Regions from separate parts of the Homo sapiens genome. Here region 2 is linked to region 1. A link is a loop called in an ENCODE intact Hi-C map of the cell type or tissue named here. Cell type or tissue: Caco-2. All regions are shown on one strand. Each heading gives the region's core, and the rest is flanking DNA. Links, peaks and the distances in the headings are about the cores only.

Evidence for each region. A loop is a pair of places that touch in the nucleus more often than their neighbours do. Peaks named below come from ENCODE experiments on the same cell type or tissue, not always from the same donor. Only the 100,000 strongest peaks of a DNase experiment are listed, where the experiment ranks them.
Region 2: it touches region 1 in a loop (9-fold over the local background); 1 of 110 quality-filtered maps calls a loop at or near these places.

Annotation. Positions count from the first base shown.
Region 1 is chr12:39,119,251-39,125,226 of GRCh38, reverse strand. All of the region lies in intron 1 of LINC02406 (long intergenic non-protein coding RNA 2406), which reads left to right. Among named protein-coding and RNA genes, the nearest start is that of LINC02406, 23 kb to the left of the region's middle. In Caco-2, for the core only: no CTCF peak of the experiment used is centred there; DNase peaks (open chromatin) are centred at 1,466 and 2,416.
Region 2 is chr12:39,235,739-39,240,646 of GRCh38, reverse strand. No RefSeq gene overlaps it. Among named protein-coding and RNA genes, the nearest start is that of LINC02406, 93 kb to the right of the region's middle. In Caco-2, for the core only: no CTCF peak of the experiment used is centred there; no DNase peak of the experiment used is centred there.

The DNA.
Region 1 (5,976 bases), core at 820-4,819:
TCACACTGTGATTTTGTTAATTGTGTTATATAAAACTCAGTCATGCTAGCTTTTTTAATAAATATCTAGAGGTTCTCTCTCTTTTTAAAATTTTGTTTATTTGTAAAAATTTGGGGGTACAAGTGCAATTTTTTTACATGAAGAGAATGTATACTGATCAAATCACGGCTTTAGGGCAAGAGTCCCCAACCCCTGGGCCACAGACAGATACTGGTCTGTGGCCTGTTAGGAACCAGGCTGCACAGCAGGAGGTGAGCACAAGCATTACTGCCTGAGCTCCGCTTCCTGTCAGATCAGCTGGGGCATTCGATTCTCATAGGAGAGCGAACCCTATAGCGAACTGCACATGCAAGGAATCCAGGTTGCACACTCCTTATGAGAATCTAACTAATGGCCTGATGACCTGAGGTGGAACAGTTTCATCCCAAAACCATCCCCTACCCCCAAGTCCGTGGAAAAATTGTCTTCCACAAAACAGGTCCCTGCTACCAAAAAGATTGGGAACTAGGGTATTCATCACCCAAATAATGTACATTGTACCCATTAAGTAATTTCTCATCATTCACCCCGTTCCCACCCCCTTACCCTTCTCTCCTTTGCTGGCTTTGTAGAAGCAATTTACCATGAATTCCATAGCGCAAGGAGATGAATTCTGTCAACAACCTGAGGGAGCTTAGAGGCAGAGCCTTTTCTAGTCAAGATGTTACCAGAAACGGGACGCAATCCACACCTCACGAAAGCATTCTTGGACCTTGCACAAGAAAGAATTTGGGTCAAGTCCACAGAGTAAAGTGAAAGCAAGTTTAAAGAAAGTAAAGCAATAAAAGGATGATTATTCCGAAGTCACTTATGGAAATGTTTAATATAAATTTTATAGTCATAATCATTGGAACTTGCATCCTGACTTTGTAAAGATAAATGTATATATTATGATGCATTAAATCACTGCATATAGATTGCTGTTTTATACGTAGTATAATTTTAATTCAATAAATGAGTCAAAATTTGAAAAAAAAAAAAAAAAAGAATGATTATTCCATAGACAGAGCAGCAGCATGGGCTGCACGACTAGGAATACTTACAGTTATTTCTTGATTATGTGCTAAACAAGGCATGGATTATGCATGAGTTTTCCAGGAAAGGGGTGGAGATTTCCTGAAAGTGAGAGTTTCTCCTCTTTTTAGACCATATAGGGTAACTTTCTAACATTGCCATGGCATTTGTAAACTGTCATGGTGCTGGTGGGAGTGACTTTTAGCATGCTAATGCATTATAATTAACATATAATGAGCAGTGAGGATGACTAGAAAACACTTTTTATCGCCATCTTGCCTTCAGTGGTTTCAGATGCCTTCTTTACCTCATCCTGTTTTATCAGCAGTCTTCCTGACCTGTATCTTTTGCTGATCTCCTATCTCATCCTGTGAGTAAGAATGCCTAACTTCCTGGGAATGCAGCCCAGCAGGTCTCAGCCTTATTTTACCCAGTCTCTATTCAAGATGGAGTTGCTCTGGTTCAAATGCCTCTGCATTTTCCATGATTCAAACCATCTGCTGCAAGCAGATACCTTGATTGCAGCCTCTGGACACCCTAAGCAGAGGATCCAATCAAGTCAAGCCTGGACTCCTGACACACAGCAACTAAGATAATAAATGTGTATTTTTTTTAAACTGGTAATGTGGGCAATCATTTGTTACACAACAATAGAAAAGTGATGCAAATATGAACACGATTACTGACTTCTGAAGTTTACAGTCTCATGGAAGACATAGACAAATAAAACAGTTATCTGCAATAGAATATGGTAAAAGTAACACTGAGGAATCAGGGCAGTGCTGGACTGTGCTGGACACAGGCAGAGGGAATAAAGATAGATATTCAGGAAGCAGAGGCAAGGGCAGAGGGCAGCTGATCAGTTGGGCGGGAGGCTTGAAGGCCTGGCTGCCTAACTCAGGGCCCAAGAGAACTGATGGGCAGAGAAATGTATATTAAAAAAAGATGGGGGGAAATGGTGGATAGGAGACAGGACTAACTTGCAGCTCCCACTCAGAGGGAAAGAGCAGTGTGTGGAGACCCACATCATGAACTTTTGCTCCAAGAAGTACTACAGGTACATACCAGGAAAGCCGAGAGAATCCACAGACCCTTTGAAGGAGGTGGATTGCCCCTGCGGGCTCCGTGGGACAGCTGAGGAACTGTGAGTCGGCTTGCTTTCTCAGCTGGAAGGCTTATAGCTTGGGGCAAGTTCTCAGCCCTGCTAACCAGCTGACTGGAAATAAACTCAGTGCTAGGGCACAGTGGGGCACGGTGGGAGTGAGACTGGCTTTTTGAGCTGCAAGATGTGTGGGAATGGGGTGAGGCCTCTGGCTGCTGGCATTCCCTCACTTCCCTGATAACCTGTGTGATGCAGCAGAGACAGCCATAATCCTCTTTGGGAAAATACTGTATTGGGCTGGGAACCACACCCCCTTCCCCCAACAGCAGCTGCAGCAAGCCCCGCCCAAGGAGAGTCTGAGCTCAGAAGCCTAACTCTGCCCTCACCTGGCTGTCTTTCTCTAGGAGCCCTGGTAGCTGAAGACAAAGGACATAATCTCCTGGGAGCTCTATGGCCCATCCCCCACCTCCTCTAGGGCAAGATTACATCCTCCCTATACAACCACAGCTGATGTGCACTTGAAAGCGCCACCTCCTGATTGGAGGCCAATCAAAACAAAATTAGTATATTTAACAAAAATACAACCAAAGACCCTCACAGAGTCCAATTTACTACCCTGCTACCGCTAACAGACTAGGCGCTGGTATCCATGGCTAAGAGGCCTAAAGATGGATCACATCACAGGACACTTTGCGGACACACCCCAGTACCAGGCTGGAGACTAGATTCAGAAGTGACTAGATTCGGAAGAGAAGTAACAATAACTGCAGTTCAGATTTCAGGAAGCCCCATCGCTAGGGGAAAGAGGAGTGCACCACATCAAGGGAGCCCCCTGTGGGACAAAAGAATCTGAACAGCAGCTCTTGACCCCAGATCTTTTCTCAAACATAGTCTACTCAAATGAGAAGGAATGAGAAAAACAATTCTGGTAACATGAAAAAACAAGGTTCTTTAACACCCCCAGAAGATCACACTAGCTCATAAGCAATGGATCCACACCAAGATGAAGTCTCTGAATTGCCAGAAAAGAATTCAGAAGGTCAATTATTAAGCCAGTCAAGGAGGCTCCAGAGAAAGTTGAAGTCCAATGTAAAGAATGTTTTTTAAAAAAGATAACAGGATATGAATGGAAAAATCTTCAGTGAAATAGATAGCATAAATAAAAAATAATCACAACTTCTGGAAATCAAGGACACACTTAGAGAAATGCAAAATCCACTGGAAAGTCTCAGCAATAGAATCAAACAAGTAGAAGAAAGAACTTCAGAAGTTGAAAACAAGGCTTTAGAATTAACTTAATCCAACAAAGACAAAGAAAAAAGAATTTTAAGAAAATGAACAAAGCCTCCAAGAAGTTTGGGATTATATTAAATGACCAAACCTAAGAATAATTGGTGTTCCCAAGGAAGAAGGGAAATCTAAAAGTTTGGAAAACATATTTGAAGGAATAATTGAGGAAGACTTCCCTGGCCTTGTTAGAGATCTAGACATTCAAATACAAGAAGCTCAAAGAACACCTAGGAAATTCATCACAAAAAGATCAGTGCCTAGGCACATAGTCATCAGGTTATCTGAAGTCAAGGTAAAGGAAAGAATCTTAAGAACTGTGAAGAAAAAGTATCAGGTAACCTATAAAAGAAAACCTGTCAGATTAACAGCAGATTTCTCAGCAGAAACCCTACAGCTAGAAGAAATTGGGGTCCTATCTTTAGGCTCCTTAAACAAAAGAATTATCAGCCAAGAATTGTGTATCCAGTGAAACTGAGCTTCATAAATGAAATATATAGTCTTTTTCATGCAAATGCTGGAGAATTTACTGCTACCAAGCCAGCACTACAAGAACTGCTAAACGGAGCTCCAAATCTTGAAACAAATCCTCAAAATATACCAAAATAGAATCTCCTTAAAGCATAAATCTCACAGGACTTATAAAAAATAACACAAACCAACAAACAAATTTTAAAAAAACAATAAAACTTAAGAATATAACTAACCAAAGAGGTGAAAGACCTCTATAAAGAAAACTATGAAACACTGCTGAAAGGAATCATAGATGACAGAAATGAATGGAAACATATCCCATGCCTACAGATGGGTAGCATCAATATTGTGAAAATCGTCATGCTGCCAAAAGCAATTTACAAATTCAATGCAATTCTCATCAAAATACCACCATCATTCTTCACAGAACTAGAGAAAACAATCCTAAAATTCACTATACTATAAGGCCACGCATAAGGCCACAGTCATCAAAACAGCATGGTACTGGTATAAAAATAGGTATATAGAACAATGAAACAGAATAGAGAACCCAGAAATAAAGCCAAATACTTAAAGTCAACTGATCTTCAACAAAGCAAACAAAAACATAAAGTAGTGAAAGGACACTTTATTCAGCAAATGGTGCAGGGATAATTGGCAACCCATATGTAGTAAAATAAAGCTGGATCCTTATCTCTCACTATACAAAAATCAACTCAAGATAGATCAAAGACTTAAATCTAAGACCTGAAACCATATAAGTTCTAGAAGATAACACCAGACATTTGCTTCTAGACATTTGCTTAGGCAAAGACTTCATGGCCAAGATCCCAAAAGCAAATGCCACAAAAACAAAGATATATAGATGGGATTTCATTAAACTAAAGAGGTTCTGCACAGCAAAAGAAACAATCAGCAGAGTAAACGGACAACCCAGAGTGGGAGAGAATCACAATCTATACATCTGACAAAGGACTAATTTCCAGAATCTACAAAGAACTCAAACAAATCCGCAAGAAAAAAAAAACAATCTCACCAAAGAAGTGGGCTAATGACATGAATAGACAATTCACAATAGAAGATATACAAATGACCGACAACATATGAAGAAATGCTTAACACCATTAATGATTGGGGAAATGCAAATCAAAACCATAATGGGATACCACCTTACTCCTGCAAGAATGGCCATAATCAAAAAATCAAAAAGTAATAGTTGTGGGTGGGGATGTTGTGAAAAGGGAACACTTTTACACTGTTAGTGGGAATGTAAACTAGTACAACCATTATGGACAACAATGTGGAGATTCCTTAAAGAACTAAAAGTAGAACTACTATTTGATCTAGCAATCCCTCTCCTGGGTATTTATACCGAGGAAAAGAAGCCATTATATAGAAAAGATACTTGCACATGCATGTTTATAGCAGCACAATTCACAGTTGCAAAAATATGGAACCAGCCCAAATGCCCATCAGTCAATGAGTGGATAAAAAAATTGTTGATATACACCTTATGGAGTATTACTCAGCCATACAAAGGAATGAAATAATGGCATTTGCAGCAATGTGGATTGAATCAGAGACCATTATTCTAAGTGAATTAACTCAGGAACGGAAAACCAAACATTGTGTATTCTCACTCATAAGTGTGAGCTTAGCTATGAAGATGCAAAGGCATAAGAACAATACAATGGAGTTTGGTGACGTGGGGGAAAGGGTGGGAGGCAGAATGAGGGATAAAGGACTACACATTGGGTACAGTGTACACTGCTCAGGTGTGATGGGTGCACCTAAATCTCAGAAATCACCACTAAAGAACTTATTCATGTGACCAAACACCACCTGTTCCCCAAAAACCTATTGAAATAAAAATAAATAATTAAAAATATAAATAAAGTCACACTGAAGGAAGTGTAGGGGTTTGTTTCCAGGGAAATGAAAATAATTCAGTCTTGCTGATCTCAGGAGAGACAAATCTCTGGAGGGAGAGAAAAATCTCTGGAGGGAGGCAGAAAGCTGATGAGGAAAAGCTTTTTGATCCTTTCCTGGGAACCTAACTT
Region 2 (4,908 bases), core at 360-4,359, 120 kb before region 1:
GGACTTGTTGAAAATGCACATTTTTAGGTAACAGCCAACTGAATTAGAAACCTTGGGGATGGGGCTCAGGAATTTGTGTTTTAACAAACCAGGTAATTCTAATGTACACTAAAGTTGAGAAACACCACTTAGATCATTGCAGCAGTCTAAAATGAGTACTATGCCCAAATCAGTTTGAGTAATGCTACAATGCTACAAACTTTTATATCCCATGGGAAAAATCACAGGGTTCCTTAGCAAATTAAAAGCCAATCATTCTGTGGCAGGAAGCTTGATTAACTGACCATTTCTGTTTAACACTATTTGATCACAGAAACCATGAGGAAGTTGACATTTTTTAACCATTCAGATCCTGGAGTGAGGTATGGCCATGTGACTAGGTTTATCCAGTTAAATGTAGGTGGAAGTGATACGTGCCACTCACAGACCTGGTTCCCCGATATCTTTCATAAAAGATCCTTCCAGCTTTTTTCCCCTGGCCAATGCCCTGGGAAATTTTAGAAACCACATATTGAAGATTGTATGGTCTCTGTCAGCCTGAGTCCCTGAATGACTGTAGAGACACCACCCAATTGCCTCGTGGGAAACTGCCCTGAATTGTTTGAGTGAGAAATAAACTTTTATTGTCTTTGAGCTGTAAACTGAAAAATTTCCAACCATAACAGTACTTGTCTGGGAAATACAAAGCTGACCGCTGTGTTTCATTGCCACTAGTTCTAACTGGTGGCAAGCTGGAGCTGATAAAAGATCACAAGTTTTAGAGAGAAAGAGGAAAGACGCTTACTAGACCTAACTGAAGACTTTTCTGATTCATCAACAATGGATCTTGTTACAACCAACCATGTACAAACATATGGACCTATTCCCTCCTATATAGAGTGCTGGCTTTCACACTTAATTACCATAGCTATCATGAATGCCTACTTTTTTAGAACTCAAAACTGTGAGTTTTCTCTCTGAATGAACAAACTATTCAACAAATTCCTTCACAGGCATGTGATTGCTTGCCTGGTTAGTTAACAGACTCAGCCTTGTTTAGCTGTGTTTACTTTAAGTCAGCTTTATAAAAAGAGAGATCTCATTGGTTTATGGTGAGGATTAAAAGAGTACCACATGCTAAAAATCAAACACAGTAACTAGCTCTAGTAGTCCTCAAAATATTAGTTCTTTATTCATTCTCTGTTTTAAAAAGTTTTTTTTTGAGATAAGAGTGGTCTTTTCAAAGGAAAAGCTTAGTCAATGTAGGTGTTCACTTTAGAGCTTATGTGTAAAACAGAATTTATTTTTGAAAGTCACATTATCAGTATCTTGATGACTTGACACTCAGATTGTTTATTGGATTCTTGTTTCTCTTTCTAGCCATCTTGTACAAATGATGAATTCTGTACCATCTTGTCTTATACGTGGATTTGATGAACATGAACATTCATCATTTAAACAAGTCATGGATTTTATTAGATGTAGGATAGTCTAGAGATCAATCACCAATGGTTATATATTTAGTAGAGGGCTTTATGGTAAAACTCCCCTTTGCAAATTTTTCTGTCACAAGAGAAAATGTGGCATACATTGTGACCCATCCAATAGCATTATTTCCTTTTTCCTTGTGAACAGAACGTCCCTTTGTTTGAGTGACAGTGTGGCCATGCCTCTTTGCCAATGACAGTTTGAGGGGAAAGCAAGGATTACTTTTGACCAATAATCTAATTGCTGTTAAGAAAGATTTTCCTCCCCTCAAAAAGGCATAAGCTGTGCAAGAGCCTTTTTGCCTTTACCTTGTCCTTCCTGCCTGGGATCCTGTGATTTGAGGACGTTTTTTGTACCTTCAGTAGCCATTTTGACATCACAACAAGAATAAAGCCAATAGAATAGAAAGATGGAAAGAGTCAATGTTTCCTCAAGCCACAGAAGCACGTCTAGGACTAACAACCTCCAGTTATCTTATAAAGTAAACAATAAAGATGCTTGTAATTCCAGCCGTCTTTGGTGAATTTTCTCTTTATTGACAGCAAAAGTGACACAAATTAATAGCTGATATTGCATGAATGAAAAACATGTGTTTATAAGAAGTTTTAAGAATTTAATGCCAAGGGGCATTTGTTTAAATGTGTTTCTATTTAATCAGCCATGGTAAAAATGTTGGAAAGTCCGCTAATGTTTTCTGCTGGTCTGCCCTTTACTCAGGCCACACACTTAATGCTATTCACGTTCTACCAAAAGCTGGTATTCAAATAGACACTTTCTATTTTTGGAAATGCTATTGGATCTTATTTGAAAGGATATTTAAATGATAATAAACTCTCAAATAATATATAGGTGTTGCAGGTGTTTGATAAGTCTTCTATTTTATATGTGTACAAGAGAGATTTTCATATGCATGTGTTCGCTTGAGCAGCAATACTGAATGATATAATTGTTTTACAAAAATGTAAAATAAGCAAATTTGTATGTTAACTTTGCCTTTTCCTTAACTATAATTTTTATTAATTAGAACATAGAAATTTAAAATTATTTAAAAGTTCCCTTTTCATTATGAAAAGGACACTTTTTCAGTAAAACGTAAATGAAAGTAGCAATAAATTTAAAATGTTATGGCCGGTGCACTAGCTCATGCCTGTAATCTCAGCAGTTTGGGAGGCTGAGGTGAGCAGATCACCTGAGGTCAGGAGTTTGAGACCAGCCTGGCCAACCATGGCCAACATGGTGAAACCCCACCTCCACTAAAAATACCAAAATTAGCTGGGCATGGTGGGGGGCACCTGTAATCCCAGCTACTCCAGAGGCTGAAGCAGGAGAATCACTTGAACCGGGAGGCAGAGGTTGCAGTGAGCTGAGATCGTGCCACTGCACTCCAGCCTGGGTGACAGAATGAGACTCCGTCTCAAAAAAAAAAAAATGTGAGTTTCTTGCCTTTAAAAATAAAGAGAAATATCTAGCAAGGCTAACCAAAAAAGAGAGAAAATATACAAATTATAATATCAGAAGTGAAAGAAGTCAGTTACTACTGATCTCATTGACATTAAAAGGATGATAATGAAATATTATCAACTCTATGCCCACAAATTTCATAACTTAGAGGAAATGGACGGATTTCTTAAATAGTGCAAGATTAGTGAAAATAGAAGTCACTCCTGTGAAGTGCATAGGAATGAAACAGTTTGTCCCTCTTTTAATATTCCATGCCTAACCAGCAAATGTTGCCATGGTCACCTGCTTGTGTTAACATAGGATTTCAATTTATGAAGTGAATAAAACAGGCCTCAAGTAATTTATATGCTTTGTAGCTTTTCTTATCTGTGCTTAACAATGTTTCCATGCTTTAAATGTGACATTATGTAAGCACATAGACATATATAATTTTGTTGCCTATTTACAAGCAACCCAGTGAAATCTCTGGGGAAAAACCCTGCACAGTTACTGAATCATCAAATGTTGGCAGATTCTTGGACACAAGATATCGCTACTGGTATTTAGTGTGTTGACAAATGGCTTAGTTAATATGTGAATAACAGAGAAAAAATTCAGTGATCTAGTGTTCCTGACTATTTGTATTATACTTAGAGTTTATTTTTTCCCCTCGCCACAGTACATCCATGTTTTCCTGTAAGTTTTTGGACTTTTGAAAGAGTTCTTGTCTTTTATCTGTTTGGTGCCACCACGCCTGAAAATATTGTTCAGCAATGTATAGATGTAAATATGCCTTTGTAATTTGTGTTTAAATAATCCTCATGCTGCTAAAATAGCTCTTTATCTTAAATGGTAAAATAAAAAGGAACAATTAGCAAATTCAAGAATTGTGCTCCCTCTAGTCCTCAAGTCTCAAGTTAATTGCAAAATTAATTTTATAAAAGTTCCCATCATAAATCCAAAGGGTTGATAGATGGAAATTATGACAAAGTTCACCAAAAATGCAGCTTTTCCTAAGGAATTAGTTTTTAAATTTTCTTTCCAGTCTATTTTAAATAAGCTGGGTAAGTGCTGGCCATAGATCAAGAAAAGTAATTTCCATTTCCTTGACTTCTCTTGAACTATCCCCACACTCATTCAGTGTGCTTCATAGATATGGCCTATAGTAAGCTTTGTGTATGTTGGGCAGTGAGTCATTTACCCTTTTTAACCACAGGAACCAAGTTTGCTTCTACATTAATGAGAGGTAGAATGGAGAAGAAAGGGGAGAGGATTATTTTCAAGATTCATGAAGAAGCTAACGGCAATACTCTACTGGATGAACAACAGGTATAAGATTTGATCAAAAAGAATTTGGAGGAAGAAAATGGGTTTCATTTTGAATATGTTTTGTTACAGCAGCAATTCCCAAAGTGTGGACCCTGAACTAGCAGCACCAGCATCACATAGAAACTTTTTAGAAACAGATTCTCAGGTCCCGTACTAGACCTACTGAATCATAAACTTTGGGGATGAGCCCAATCCCATCCACAAAACAATCTGAGTTTTAACGAGCGCTCCAGGTGACTCTGAGTCACCTTTCTAAAGTTGAGAACCTCTGTGTTAGAATAATCTGTGTCCCAACCTGGTGTAGACTTTTGGTAGTGAATTGGAAATGAAGGTTTAGAGCTCTCAAGTCAGTCTTAGGTGGGAGATTTTGAAGTGACTAACACATAGGTGCTAGCAGAAAGCATAGAGTTAGGTGAGATTGTCTAGGGAGAGTCCTGAGGATGAGAAGAGCAGAGTTCCAAGAATAGCACCCTTGGGGCAACAGTTAAAGGAGGATGCCGGTGAAGTGTTCAGCCTGCACTGGGGCTCGACAGTCAGGCCTGCATACCCTTCCTTTGGGCTGTCCTAGTCCTAAGGCAGCCTCACTCTTAGACCTAGAATCTAGGAGCCCACAAATAAAATAGTAGCAAAATAAACATATTTGTATGGCAAGTTTTTCCATCCTAGAAAATT